Regions from separate parts of the Homo sapiens genome. Here region 2 is linked to region 1. The links are chromatin contacts, found by Hi-C in ENCODE. All regions are on one chromosome and are shown on one strand. The core of a region is the stretch at or near the end of the contact, and the rest is flanking DNA. Distances in the headings are between cores, read along the strand shown. Region 1 overlaps VWA8 (von Willebrand factor A domain containing 8). Region 2 overlaps VWA8 (von Willebrand factor A domain containing 8).

The links. Hi-C counts contacts between places; a loop is a spot of excess contacts on that map. Pooled maps may share reads with other maps.
Region 2: a map with no recorded cell type shows a loop between it and region 1 (12-fold over the local background). The contact joins two enhancer-like sites. A Hi-C loop is called at or near these places in 6 of 37 single-sample maps with no recorded cell type and 9 of 50 pooled maps.

What each region holds. Positions count from the first base shown.
Region 1 is chr13:41,808,986-41,816,063 of GRCh38, reverse strand. VWA8 (von Willebrand factor A domain containing 8) reads left to right here. Exons shown (of 45, transcript NM_015058.2): 17 at 4,724-4,839. Among named protein-coding and RNA genes, the nearest start is that of VWA8, 150 kb to the left of the region's middle. RefSeq lists an enhancer at 3,103-3,152. Within about 2 kb of position 4,348, at least 2 of the 41 ENCODE cell types and tissues checked have a DNase peak (open chromatin) inside an H3K27ac peak, as active enhancers do.
Region 2 is chr13:41,913,963-41,920,945 of GRCh38, reverse strand. All of the region lies in intron 2 of VWA8 (von Willebrand factor A domain containing 8), which reads left to right. Among named protein-coding and RNA genes, the nearest start is that of VWA8, 44 kb to the left of the region's middle. RefSeq lists enhancers at 2,942-3,061, 4,171-4,250. Within about 2 kb of position 4,190, at least 6 of the 41 ENCODE cell types and tissues checked have a DNase peak (open chromatin) inside an H3K27ac peak, as active enhancers do.

The DNA.
Region 1 (7,078 bases), core at 3,099-5,598:
TCTTTCCATTTTAAATCTGTTCCTATTCTTGATTTAATTTCTTGACTTTGTTGATAATCTAGCTGCCAAATTACCTAAATTAGAAACCTAGACATCATTGTTGATTCCTTGCTTTCCTGCTGTCTTTACTTAATCTGAAAACAAATCTCACCAGTTAAGCATCTTGATGTCTCATCTGTTCTCTTATCTATTGTCAGTAACTGTCCTAGTAGTGGATTTCATAATCTTTCTCCTGGAATATTATATCCTCTTGACTGCCTTCTTTACCAATAATTCATTCATCATATGACTCTCTAGTAATTTCCTGTTGCTATTGTAACAAGTTACCATAAATTGATGGCTTAAGATAATAGAAATTTATTTTTTCTTTGTCTGGACAACAAAAGTCTGAAATCAGTATGACTGAGCCAGAATCAAAGTGTCAGCAAGGCTGCACTCCATCGGAGGCTCCAGGGGAGAATCTATTCCTTGCCCCTTCTGGGTTTTGGTGGCTGCCAGCATTCCTTGACTAGTGGACTCACCATATCAATCCTGCCTTCATCTTTACATTACCTTCTCCCCTGTGTTTGTGTCAAATCTCCCTCTTTCTCCCTCCTACAAGGAGGATTACATTTAGGGTCCACACACATAGTGCAACATAATCTCCACATCTCAAAATCCTTATCTTAATCTTATTTGCAAAGTCAATTTTGCCATAGAAAGTAACATTGACAGTTTCCAGAGATTAGGATGTGGATTTTTGGGAGGATAAGGGTGGTCACTTTCTGGCTGTCACAGGTCCCCTCTGGGGCCTCATTCCAAATACTTAATCCCCCTCTGGGGCCTCATTCCAAATACTTTCTCCTTTACCCATTGTTTTTAGCTACAGTGGTGTCTTTGTTTTTCCTTGAACTTACTAGTGCCTGCCTCAGGGCCTTTGCCACTTGGTGTTTTCCTCTACCTAGATTATTCTTCCCTGGATAGCTGCATGTTTACTCACTTTCCTTTTTGGGATTTGCTCAGGTGGTCACCTTTTCTGTGAGGCCTTCCTGAAGCTCTCTAGAGTCAAATTTCTATTCCATTTTATTTCTATCCCTCTTTCTGCTTTAAGATTCTTTATAGGGCTTCTTACTCTTTGACATAATGTATGTTTTACTCACTAATTTTTTGTTGTCTATCTTCCTTCTCTCGGATTTCAGTTCCAGGATTGCAGGGGTTTTTTCTTTGTTCCCTGTAGTCTCCCCAGCATCTGGAACTTTGCACAGTAGCTATTCCTGATTTGCACAGTGTTCCTACTGTGCAAAGTTGCAAATGTTGGCAATACTACAGAGAACAAAGTTAGAGATTAGTAATGTATTCCACAAGTATCTGTTAAATAAATGGATGGATGAATCTTCCATATTGTCCCTGGAATGATCTTTCCCAAATCCATTTCCTAAGTTCTTCCCCTTGTTTAAAACCGTTAAGGGATTGACTCTCTTTGCCTGTAGACTGAAGACAGCCTGCTAAACATGCCTGCTGAGTTCCCTCTGACCCTAAGCTGCTCATCAGGCCTCAGTTTCTACAAACTCTCTTGAAGCATCCTCAGCTCTTCCCACACTTAGCTTCTTGCTATTTTCTAATACCGCTTATACTCAAATGTCTCTGCCTTAGATAATGCCTAGAATGTGCTTTCCCTACATCCAGTTGTCCCTTAGTTTCTCTCTTCTCTTAAGTCTCTCTCAGCCCCCTTAGGCAGCAGTAACTAATATCTCCAATCTGCTTTCATGACACTTGACATATATTTGCAAGTTGTATTATATATTGTTGACCTATTGCAGTTGTATTATAATTTACTTTTATTTCCCCAGTTGCTATTTGAGCTCCTTGAGACTAAGTCCCATTTCCCAGCCTGCGGCCTGGCACATAATAGACACTTAAATCTTTGGTGAATTAATGAATAAATTGATTAATTAAAATTTTATTAACAGATTGTCCCTAGAGTTTTCTCTCCTTTAGAACATGCTACATTTTCATTCTTTTATAAAAATGAAGAATAGAAAAATAATGTTTAATAATTTCTGATGAGAACCTTTATGTTTTTAAGCTGAAGTATTACTAATCATGTTAATATGAACAACCCCTTCGAGGTGTACTCTTAAACTGTATAACCATGGTAACTAGGGGAATGTGCTTCATATCTTCACCGCCCCCCTTTTTTTTTGCAAGATAAAACTGCAGTTAGAAATTTGATATAAATGTTAAATACATTAGGAATTTTTAAAGTATACTCTCAATTTTTAATTGATAATAATGTGAGAGCAGAGATTACCAAACCCTTTATTCAACACTTAAATGGCTCAACACAAAGCTTATCTCTCATTTTCTCAACCCTGGTTATTACTGCAAAGCATTTTGGTGCTTTCAACTAGAAGAACTGGAGAATTGGTGTTCAAATATATGAGCATTCCTTATTGATGACTGGAATGAAATGTGAAGCCTGAATTCAGTGTCATGCTTAGAATGAGATTAGAATGTTATACCCTATGGTTTAACAGGACTCTTATAAGAATCCTCTGGTTAGAGTCATTTGTCAAATATTTTTTATGATTAAAATATGAATTTTTCATGGTCCTAGGTATTAAAAATGGGAATTTCTGAGTTATATTTGACTTTTGATATCAGTCACATTGCCTGAATTTTATCCTCAATACATGTTTCTTTCTCATAGCAAGTCAGTTGCCAAGTTTGTTGTATCCTACCTCTCCATTCTTGTTGCCATAACCTTACTGTAGGACTTTTTCCTTTTATAGGCAGATTATTGAAGTAGCTTTCTGTTTCCTGTCTCAGTTCTCTCTGTCCTTCATCCACTTTCTATGCTGCTGCTGATTTAAATTAGGAAGTAGGCTAGTAATAACCTGATTTGAAAATCATGTTACGACTTTACACATAGCAGAATCCTAGTGCCTTTAAGAATAAAGCCAAACCCGTCAGAGTGTCATTCATAGGTCTTTGTTGTTTGAGAGCAAGCCTTCCAGCAGGACCTTCTAGTAAAGCTGGTCTCATTTCCTCATGTTCTACTTGTGGTTCCATTACTTTTGCTTTCATGCCTTTGATGAGAGGATTTCTCATGCCCATTTGAATATTTTAACTGCCTATAACAGCTGTCTACTGTTCCACTTATTTTAGCATTGAAGTATATACTATTTTGAATTGTAATTTATGATTTATTATATTTGAATATTGTCTCCATATCTGGAATGCAAATTAATTGAAAACAAGAATGGACCAATGTCTGCTTGTAATTGAGTTCTTTGAAACTTAGAATGTGTTTTTTAATAGAAGAAAGGATATGTGGTGGTCATGCTTCCAACCTAATTCCCAAAGGAAATATAATACTAATGTTGTAGCTGAGATAGAATACTAACAGCAAACCAATATCTTATGGAGATGTGAAATACACAAGGAAGGATAAATAAATTATTTTTTTCTTCTTTGGGACATACGGAGATGACCTTAGGTGGAACATTAAAACAAGCAAATGTGCAGTGTGTCTTTGACATTCTCCCCTCATCCATTCTGAACCCTTTGTTAATTTCATAGAGTCCTCTTTTCTAGGCCCTTGAGTTCTCAGGGCCACTTTACTGCCCTTATCACCCTCTGTGACATTTCATACTGACCTGCCTTGCCCTCCCAAAGGTCCAGTTGCTTCAAAAGTGCTTCTGTCCTGTGGTTTTCAGTGATAATCACTGTCTTCTAATGCTGCTGATCTAAGTTAGGAATTAGGCCAGTAATAATCTCATTTACTAAATATATGCTAATATGTAGGTCCCATCACCTTTCTCTGCTGGGTTTTTTGTTTTCATTTTGAAGAGGCTGATTTTTAAATAACAGTTGTTGCCATTCGTTGAGCACCCATATGTGTGTGACATGTGCTAAGCACTTTAGAATCATTTTCTAATTTAACCTTCATAACAACCTTAAAGGTGAGGGCATTACTATTGCCATTTTAAAGTTGAGGGAACTGAGCCTTGGAAAGGTTAAGTAATTTGCCAAGGTAACACAGCTAATAAATAGGATACCGACTTATCTGATTCAAAAGCCTATAAACTTTACCATTATGTTATGCTGCCTGCCAAAAGAATTTCAACAAATATTTATTGAGTACTGACCATGTCCTGAGTTCTGTACTAGCAACTCTATTCGTGGAATTTTGGGAAATGTAATATAGCAAAGTGAAAGTATTCTGACAGCATAGGGGAAGGATTCAAAACAGCAAGCTGCAGCACAAGTGACAAATTGGTTGACACCTCTGTGGCCAACAGCCTAAATTGTTTACAACTCTTTTTGGCTATTTTAGAAACCACCGATTTGCTTAAAGCTTTAAACATTTCCGTGGTATCTTAACACCTTGGCTTTGTGTAAGGAGAAAAAGTGAACAGTCAATCATACAGCCTAAGTCCAGTGTGACCTTTGTTATGTAACATCCTTCCCCCATTGCCCCTCCCATCTCCAACTTAGCACAATTAAAATACATTAATTAAATTTAATTGATAAATACTTTAGATTTTTTAAAAACTATCTTCAAGGATGTTTTAAGTGTAAATTGGTTTCTGTTTATTTTGATTTGTAATTAATTAACAGCACATACTTTAAGTTTGGCCTTACCCCTTCAGTAATAATGAATTCTGCTGTGATATCCATCTAAAGGGACTTTAGCAAGTTGAAACAAGACTCTTAACACAATGTATTTGTCTTTTGATAGGCACAATCATTAGCGGCATCACTTTCTACCAGACAACTGTTGCGAATTTCTCGTCGGCTGTCACAGTATCCTAATGAAAATCTTCACAGTGCTGTTACTAAAGCCTGCCTTTCCAGGTAAACATATTCTTTCTCACTGCGTGTAAGTTTCTGGATCTTCACTAAAACTATAAGATAAGTTTAACTGATGGTGCATATTCCCAATTCTTCAAAATATATTGGTCTGAATGTAGAGCTATTTCAGCCTTGCCTTCACTGATTAGAACTTATTTAATACAACATATTATCTTTTAAAATTAATTTTTGGTCCCAGCATCACCAGAAGCAGATGTTGGTACTATGCTTCCTGTACAGCCTGCAGAACCATGAGCCAAAATAAAACCTCTTTTATTTATTAAAAATAAAATAAAATAAAATAAATTTTTATCCTTAATTTGTATGGGTACATGGTCAGTATATATTTATGGGGTACATGAGATACTTTGATACAGGCATAGAATATGTAATAATCACAACAGGGTGAATGCCATATCTATCACCCTAAGCATTTATCATTTCTTTGCATTATGAACGTTCCAATTATACTTTTAGTTACTTAAAAATGAACAATAAATTGTTGACTATAGTCACCTTGTTATGCTATCAAATACTAGATCTTCATTCTATCTATGTTTTTGTACCCATTAACCATTCCCTTCCCCAATTCTCACTACCCTTCCCACCTCTGGTAACCATCCTTCTAGTCTCTCTTTGTGAATTCTATTGTTTTAATTTTTAGCTTTTAGAAATGAGTGAAAACATGTGAAGTTTGTCTTTCTATGCATGGCTTATTTCAGTTTAAATAATGTGCTGTAGTTCCATCCATGTTGTTGCAAATGACAGAACTTCATTCATTCTTTTTTATGGCTGAACAGTACTCTATTGTGTGTGTGTACAACATTATCCATTTGTCTGTTGATGAACACTTAGGTTGCCTCCGAATCTTAGCTATTGTGAATAGTGCTTCAATAAACATGGTAGCACAGACCTCTCTTCAATATATGGATTTTCTTTCTGTTGGGCATATACCGGGCATATACCTAGCCTATACCTAGGATTGGTGTGTCATATGGTTGTTCTAGTTATTTTTTTTTCTTCTTTTTTTGAGGAACTCCATATAGTTCTCTATAGTGGTTATACTAATTTACATTTCCACCCACAGTGTACAAGGGTTCCCTTTTCTTCACTTACTTGCTGGTATTTGTTATTGCCTATCTTTTGGATAAAAGCCATTTTAATTGGGGTGAGGTGATACCTCATTATAGTTTTGATTTGCATTTCTCTAGTCATCAGTGATGTTGAGTACCTTTTCATATACCTGTGTGCCATTTGTATCTCTTCTTTTGAGAAATTTCTATTCAGATCTTTCATGCATTGTATAATCAGATTATTAGGCTTTTTCCTACTGAGTTGTTTAAATTCATATATTTTATCAATCCCTTGTCAGATGGATGATTTGCAAATATTTTTTCCCATTCTGTGGGTTGTCTCTTCACTTCATTGACAATTTCCTTTGCTGCCCAAGAAGCTTTTTAACTCAATGTGATCCTATTTGTCCCATTTTTGCTTTGGTTGCCTATGCTTGTGGGGAATTACTTAAGAAATATTTGTCCTGACCAATGTCTTGGAGAGTTTTTCCAATGCTTTCTTTTAGTAGTTTCATAGTTTGAGGTCTTAGATTTAATTCTTAATCCATTTTGATTTGATTTTTGTATATGGCAAGAGATAGGGTCTACTTTCATTCTTCTGCTTATGGATATCCAGTTTTCCCAGCACCATTTATTGAAGAAACTCTCCTTTCCCCAATGTATGGTCTTGACACATTTGTCAAGAATGAGTTCACTGTAGGTGTATGGATTTGTTTCTGGGTTCTCTATTCTGTTCCATTGGTCTATGTATCTGTTATGCTAGTACTATGCTGTTTTGGTTACATAGCTCTATAGTATAATTTGAAGTCAGGTAATATGATTGGTTCAGTTTTGTTCTTTTTGCTCAAGATGGCTTTGGCTATTCTGGGTCTTTGTGGTTTCATATAAATTTTAGGATTATTTTTCTATTTCTGTAAAGAATGTCATTAATATTTTGATAGGGATTGCATTTAATCTGTAGATTGTTTGTGGTAGTATGGACATTTTAACAGCATTGATTGTTCCAATCCATAAATATGGAATATCTTTCCATTTTTTAGCATCCTCTTCAATTTCCTCCATCAGTGTTTTATAGTTTTCATTGTAGGGGTCTTTCCCTTCTTTGGTTAAGTTTATTCTTATATATATTATTTTATTTGTAGCTGTTGTAAATTGGATTACTTTTTTTA
Region 2 (6,983 bases), core at 2,941-5,440, 110 kb before region 1:
TGCTGGCCTCAAAAAATGAGTTATGGAGGATTCCCTCTTTTTCTATTGTTTGGAATAGTTTCAGAAGGAATGGTATCAACTCCTCTTTGTACTTCTGGTAGAATTTGGCTGTGAATCCATCTGGTCCTGGACTTTTTTTGGTTGGTAGCCTATTATTGCCTCAATTTCAGAGCTTGTTATTGGTCTTTTCAGGGATTCACCTTCTTCCTGGTTTAGTCTTGGGAGGGTGTATGTGTCGAGGAATTTATCCATTTCTTCTAGATTTTCTAGTTTATTTGTGCAGAAGTGTTTATAGTATTCTCTCATGGTAGTTTGTATTTCTGTGGGATCGGTGGTAATATCCCCTTTATCATTTTTTATTTCATCTATTTGATTCTTCTCTCTTTTCTTCTTTATTAGTCTTGCTAGCGGTCTATCAATTTTATTGATCTTTTCAAAAAACCAGCTTCTGGATTCATTGATTTTTTTGAAGGTTTTTTTTGTGTCTCTATCTTCTTCAGTTCTGCTCTGATCTTAGTTATTTCTTCCCTTCTGCTAGCTTTTGAATGTGTTTGCTCTTGCCTCTGAAGCACTTTCTAACAGCTTACACCCAGGGGGCAGGAATATAGCTGTGGCTCTGACCATGGAGGGCAGTGTGCAGAACTGGCATGGCTCCAGGGAAGAAGGGGAGCCTCAAAGGTTCAGGCCCCAGGGAATAGGGCACAGCTGCAATTTGGGACCTAGAATCAACAGGGCACAGTGGCAACTTGAGCCCTGGGAGATGAGATGTCACACACTAATTACTCTTGATGCTGGGATGGTGACACTCAGCAATAGCCCAGGTTCTGTGCAGCCAGGTGCAGCACTGTCAAGAACCCAGAAATGGCAAGGCACAGATACGGCCCAGGGGACAGGGAGCAGTACAGCCTCAGTCTACTGCCTCGGGAGGTGGGGCTCCTCAGCAGCTCAGATTCTGAGTTCCTAGTCCTGTTCTAGGGAGGAAAGGCCCTTTGGCCATTTGACCTGTAGGGCAGAGGCACAGCTCATCCAAGGCTGTGATTCCCTGGAAGTAAGATGCCGTATCAGCTTGGCCCTAAAATATACAGCTACGTGGGTTGGAGGAGGTGCTAGGTCCCTGAGAGGCAGGGTACAGTGTCGGCTATGGCACTGGGTAGGACATCTTCTCTGGTGTGCTGGAGGGTTGGGGCATCCAGGAGGATAGGATGTTGCATGGGTGTGGTGTCTGGGGGTAGTTTGATGCTGTGGGTCCCCAGTGAGAGCATCACTTCAGCTCAGGCCTTGAAGGGCAGGGTACACCAATGTCTGGGATGCAGGGGATGGAGCAGCTTCAGGGTAACTTGGAGCATAGCAGTAGCTAAATTCAGGGATTGGGGGCTACCAGGTAGCTGTGCTGCAGTGATGGCAAAGCCTCCAGGATGGAGGGGTGCAATGACTACCCATCCCTGGAACAGGATGCACTGGAGCAGTGGCTCTGGTTACAACACAGTAGCAGCTCAGGCAGGGGACTGGGGTAAGGCACAGTGTCGGTTTGTTCTCTGGGAGTAGCACAGAATGTGTACTCTGGGGAGCTCCCTCAGCTGGGCTCAGAGCCTGTGAGGACTGCAGGAATCTCTGGTAGCAAAGACTGCAGGTATCCATAGTAGTGATGCGAGCTGGTAGTGTCCTTCTGCTTACCTTTTTCCTGCAGAGAGAAATACCTCCTGGGTCCAAGCTGATCCCCAAATAGGGGCTGAGATCATCCTTGGCAGAGGCAAAGTTTCCTTTCCTTCTCTATGTGGCCATCCTGGGTTTCTGTGCTCTACAGGATTTCTCCTACTCCTTTGCAGTTCTCCAGGGCTCTCCTTTATTTATTTTGGTGGAAATGTCGTTTTTTCATTTGTTTGGCTTGGTTTTTTTATGGGGGAGGAGTGCTAGGAACTTCAAGTCAGCCATCTTACTGATACCACTTAGCAATGATCCCATGTGCTATGTAGAATTATGCTGTTTAGTCTCTAAATATTTGGAGATTTTCCAAAGATCTTTTTATTACTAATTTCTAATTTAATTTAATTTTGGTCGGAGAACACACTTTGTATGGCTTGAATCTTTGTGAAACGTATCTAGTGTTTTAAAAAATGACTATGTATATGTGTATCATTTAAGAAAATAATAGTATGTACTGTATATACTATTTTGTATATACAGAATGTTTTCTTACCTTTTTTTATTTGCAGACCATACTTTTGTATGTACAGACCATTTTCATAAAGCAACATATTGTGGACATTTCCTTATGTAAAATATTTTCTAAAGCATGACTTTAAAAAAATAACTTTTTTGCAGAACTAATATATTTTTGTCATTCAGAAATCAAAACAATATAAAAAGATATACATTGAGAAATTATATATTCACCCCTATTTTCATTCATGTTAATTCTCACAGTATTAGTTTCAGGGGAATCTGTCTTGCATTTTTCTATACAAACACAAGCAAATATACATGTATACTCTTATTTTTGTACCCTTACACAAAAAGTGAACAACATGACACTTAGTCATTGAATATGGATATGTATAATTATTTCATACATATTGATGAATTTTTCCAATTTTAAGAAAAGCTGAATATCTTCTCTGTGCTGAGCACTGTGCTGGCCAGTGCTGTAGATTTAGTTTTGATAACAGCTATATTGGATCATAGAAACATCAGCCCACTTTATAAATGATTGGCTTTATATAAGCTACGTAAGCTGATGTTTTATATATGTATTTTTCTTTTGATGTCTTCAAAGAACCTTATTTTATTCATCTTTGTATTCTTGGTGCTGAGCATATAGTAGGTCCTTAATAAATATAGCTGTGTGAATAAATTAATTTTTTAGTTCAGTTAGTTCGTGTTGTAAATAATGAGGACTTTGGTGCTAAATATTTTCACCCTTCATGTCCATTATATCTAACTACAGAATGTTACATGGTAAATAGGGGAAAGTTTAGCAGATGAGCACGTAGTTGCAGTGAGGAGGTTAGTCATGCTTCCTTTGAAATCTTGTGTTGTGATGTGGTAGAAAAATCAAATTCAGGGGCATGTTATGGGCCTAGATGTAGATTCTTTCTGAGCTATTTTGTGGGGTGATGAAATGGTAATGAAATGTCAAGTGAAAGTACTCTAACATAGGCTTTACCAGTGAGGATGTAGTAAGTACTGGGTTCCTTTCTCCCTTATTCTTCAGATTTGCCTCTAGGCCCAGCAGGTAATTTGAGTGTAAACTCAGGAGCCTATTCATATCCACCAAATCCACACTATACAGCCTGGTGTCCAGGGTACACAGCAGAGATAGGAGTTTGCAGGTGAGGATGAGACTTGAATAATTCTCCCGTACCTGGTTCTCATTGGCTGAGGGACTGGGCATGGTGCTTTACCTATAATCCTCACAAACCATACTCAATAAGTATTATTATCTTTATTTTGAAAATAAGGAAACTACAAATCTGCGTGTTCTGCACATGTATCTCAGAACTTAAAGTATAATTTAAAAAATTTAAAAAAGAAAATAAGGAAACAGACCTGAAAGAGTCAAAATGCTTGTCTAAGGACATGGATAAAAGACAGGATGAAAAATCACAGTAGGTCTGTCTGGCTTCAAAGACTTTTTTTTTTCCTCCATTATATTATGCTGCTTTTTGGGATACTAAGAAAACATCAACAGTTTTGAAGGATTTATTATAATAGAATCTGACCTATGCTTAATTTTCTAGAATTTTAATTTTAACTTTTATATGTATGAAAATTTGAGTTCATGAAGGGAGAAAATTATAATTTAGATAACTATGATAAAATTACTTTAAAGCCTTTGAATATGGCTGGGCAAAAAATAGTACATATTTTTTGAAAACAAATATTGGTTAGGAATTGAATCAGGGATTTAGGCCAGTATGAACTACATGTTTTTATCTTTACATAGAAAAGGAATCTTAGAATATAGGATCAAGCTCTTTGGGATTATTTTGACATCGGTTTATTATTATGTGGACTCCTGGAAGGTAGCATTTTGTGCCTGAAAACATTGAAGTTGGGGATTTCTCTCGTGTACTGTGCTATGTTTATATTAGGTTATGCATGGCAGTTTGGCACTTTGTTTTGCAGATGTTCGTAATGTACAGTCTTGAATCTTGTTTCTATTTCTGGCGTGCTTTTAAGTATGACTCATGTTTTCTTGAGGCCATTCTAAAAATACAGCTAGTTTCAAGCATTAATGTAAAATATACCACAGATACCACATAGCACTGCATGATGCTTTCTTTCAGTAGTTTAGTGCAATTTCCTGACAAATTAAATATAGACATGCTTTTTGGTAAAATACGCTATACTAAAACATGAATAAGTGAAAGTTGGATTTTCTTTGAGAAGTAGATCCTCTGATAACATAATATTCATTACAAAATAACTTTGAAATTTTAATAAAAGGAATAAAACATACCATTGATACCACCAAAAAGAAGTAGAACTAATGGCTGGAACAGCAAGTCTGCTAAATTTGATGTAGCCCTGAGAGGTCCACACTTGTAGGGAAAGTCTTGCACCTGAAGCTGGACACCTGTTGAAAAGCTTTTGGAGGGACTGTAGAACATAATGACTGAAATACAAGTTTTGGACTTAAACAACTTAGGTATAAATCTTGGTTTATGGACTTAGCAGCTATAGACAAATGATACTACATTTCCAATTTTGATTTTCTTATTGTAAAATGGGAGTAATGAGTATTTAACAAACACAGCATTTACTGTTATTAGACACTGTTCTAAGTGCTTAATATAATCCTCATAACAACTTTATAAGTAAGTACAATTGTATCTATTATACAGATGAGGAAACTGAGCAGAGAGGTTAAATAACTTGATTAAGGTTACATAGCTAGTAAATAGTAGAGTTGGAATTTGAACCCAGCCAATCTGTCTTGAATCTGTGTCTTTATACAATAGGTCTGCTGCTTTCTAGAATTGTTATGAGATCCTATGTGAAAAATCGTTTGTATGTTTACCTGGTACCTGATAGGAATGCAATAAATTATAGCCATTATTAGTATTGTTATTGAGGGAGAATAAAAGCAGGGAAAATGTATTTTCTTTGTGAAGGTATGCCATAGACTACAAGGCCAGCCATGGGATTCAGAAGTAGCTTATATGTATTAAGAAACTTATGTAAAATTGGAATGTGATGATGAGAGCCTTAGATATCCTGACAACTCCTACAGACTTACTCTAAAGGTAGAACTTATTCTCTACTGATTTCCTCGCTAAAAGTTTTATCTTTCAGAAGGTAAAGGAAATAGAGAGAAACTCTTTCTCTGGGCTTAATTGTGACAAACTCATTAGTGGTGTGCAGGCAACAGAGGCCTTGAGAAAAAATAATGACTACACAATATTTCTCAACTATGGTGCCATTGACATACTGGGCAGGATGAGACCATCTTGGTCATTGCATTTACCATCACAAAATATCAGTGGTGTACCAAATTATTTCTCATTTCCCAAAGCTTTACAACAACCCAAAGTACTCCCAGACATTTTCCAAATGCCTCCTGGCAGGCCTAGAATGGTAGCAGTATGGTCACCAGTTGAGAACCACTGCTGAGTGCTAAGAATAAAGGAAGGACTGAGACTAGTCAGATGTGCCTTAAGGCAGTGTTTCTCAGTACATGTGCATCATGCTGAAGTGGAAGACACTCCCAGGAGCATAAACATGATTATACATAATTCCCAGGGCTCTAGCTTTAAATAACTCCATGCTTTTCTCTTCTACTTAAGAAAGTACACTGCTGTACAAATGTCTCTATTATGGCTATAACCTCAATTCTGCTCCAGTTTGCTTCAAAAAATGAAAAGATAAGTTATTCCTAAACATCAGCACTTTATTATACAGACAATTTATGAGGGGCAGGCCTCACATTTGATTAGGAACTGCTACCTTAGATTTTAAAAAATCTTGAAAATGATTATGGTTCCAAGGTCAAAACATTCAAAACAAACTGGAAGTATAGAACTAAATTGAGACTCCATAATTATAAACAGTTACCAATAGTCATAAATAATAAAAGGTGGGAGGAAGTTAAAGAAACCAACTTGGCTTGAACTTCTAGAACTTTACAAATTTTGGATTTTAAATTATCAAGTCCAGATAATGGAAGGTCAGGCACATTGCCAAAGTTGAATACAAAGTGACACAAAACTGTGAGAGTACTATAGAGAATGCCTGTGGCCAAATTAAGCTGAGATTTATGAAAATGTAAAGAAAAAACCCAAAGTGTTTTTAAGTTTTTAATTATATGTTTGATATCAGAGTAGGAAGAGGTAATAGATTTACAGCATAGAGAACATTGTGTAGTTTTACTAATAAAGAAGTTAAGGTGTCTTAACTCTTATTTTGTTTCATCCTTAAACAGCAAGGAGGCTGACTTGTCTTGAAGCAAGAAAGAATAGACTGTATATTATAAAGATTGATTTAAGCTTCAAGTAGAAAAGAAAATAGGTAAAAGGGCATGTGATAGTTATAAATAAGATTAACTCTCTAGACTCAGGCCAGTTGCATGCTAGCATCATGAAACTACCTAATAGATTGCTAAAAAGTATAGGTTCTTAGAGCAGTATTTTTCAATCTACTTTTCTTTATTACTCTCCTGCGGATATTTTCTCCCTGTTATTATTCCTTCCTAACCCCAAGAAACTTGAATACCATAGATATGTTATATATCTGCTTATGTACTGTGTCCTTTTAGAGATGGAGTCTCACTTTGTCGCCCAGGCTGGAGTGCAGTGGCGTGATCTTAGCTCACTGCAACCTCTGCCTCCCCTGTTCAAGTGATTCTTCAGCCTCAGCCTCCTGAGTAGCTGGGACTACAGGCTTCGCCATGTGGGCCAGGCTGGTCTTGAACTTCTGACCTCAGGTGATCCACCTGCCTCGGCCTCCCAAAGTGCTGGGATTACAGGCGTGAGCCACCATGCCTG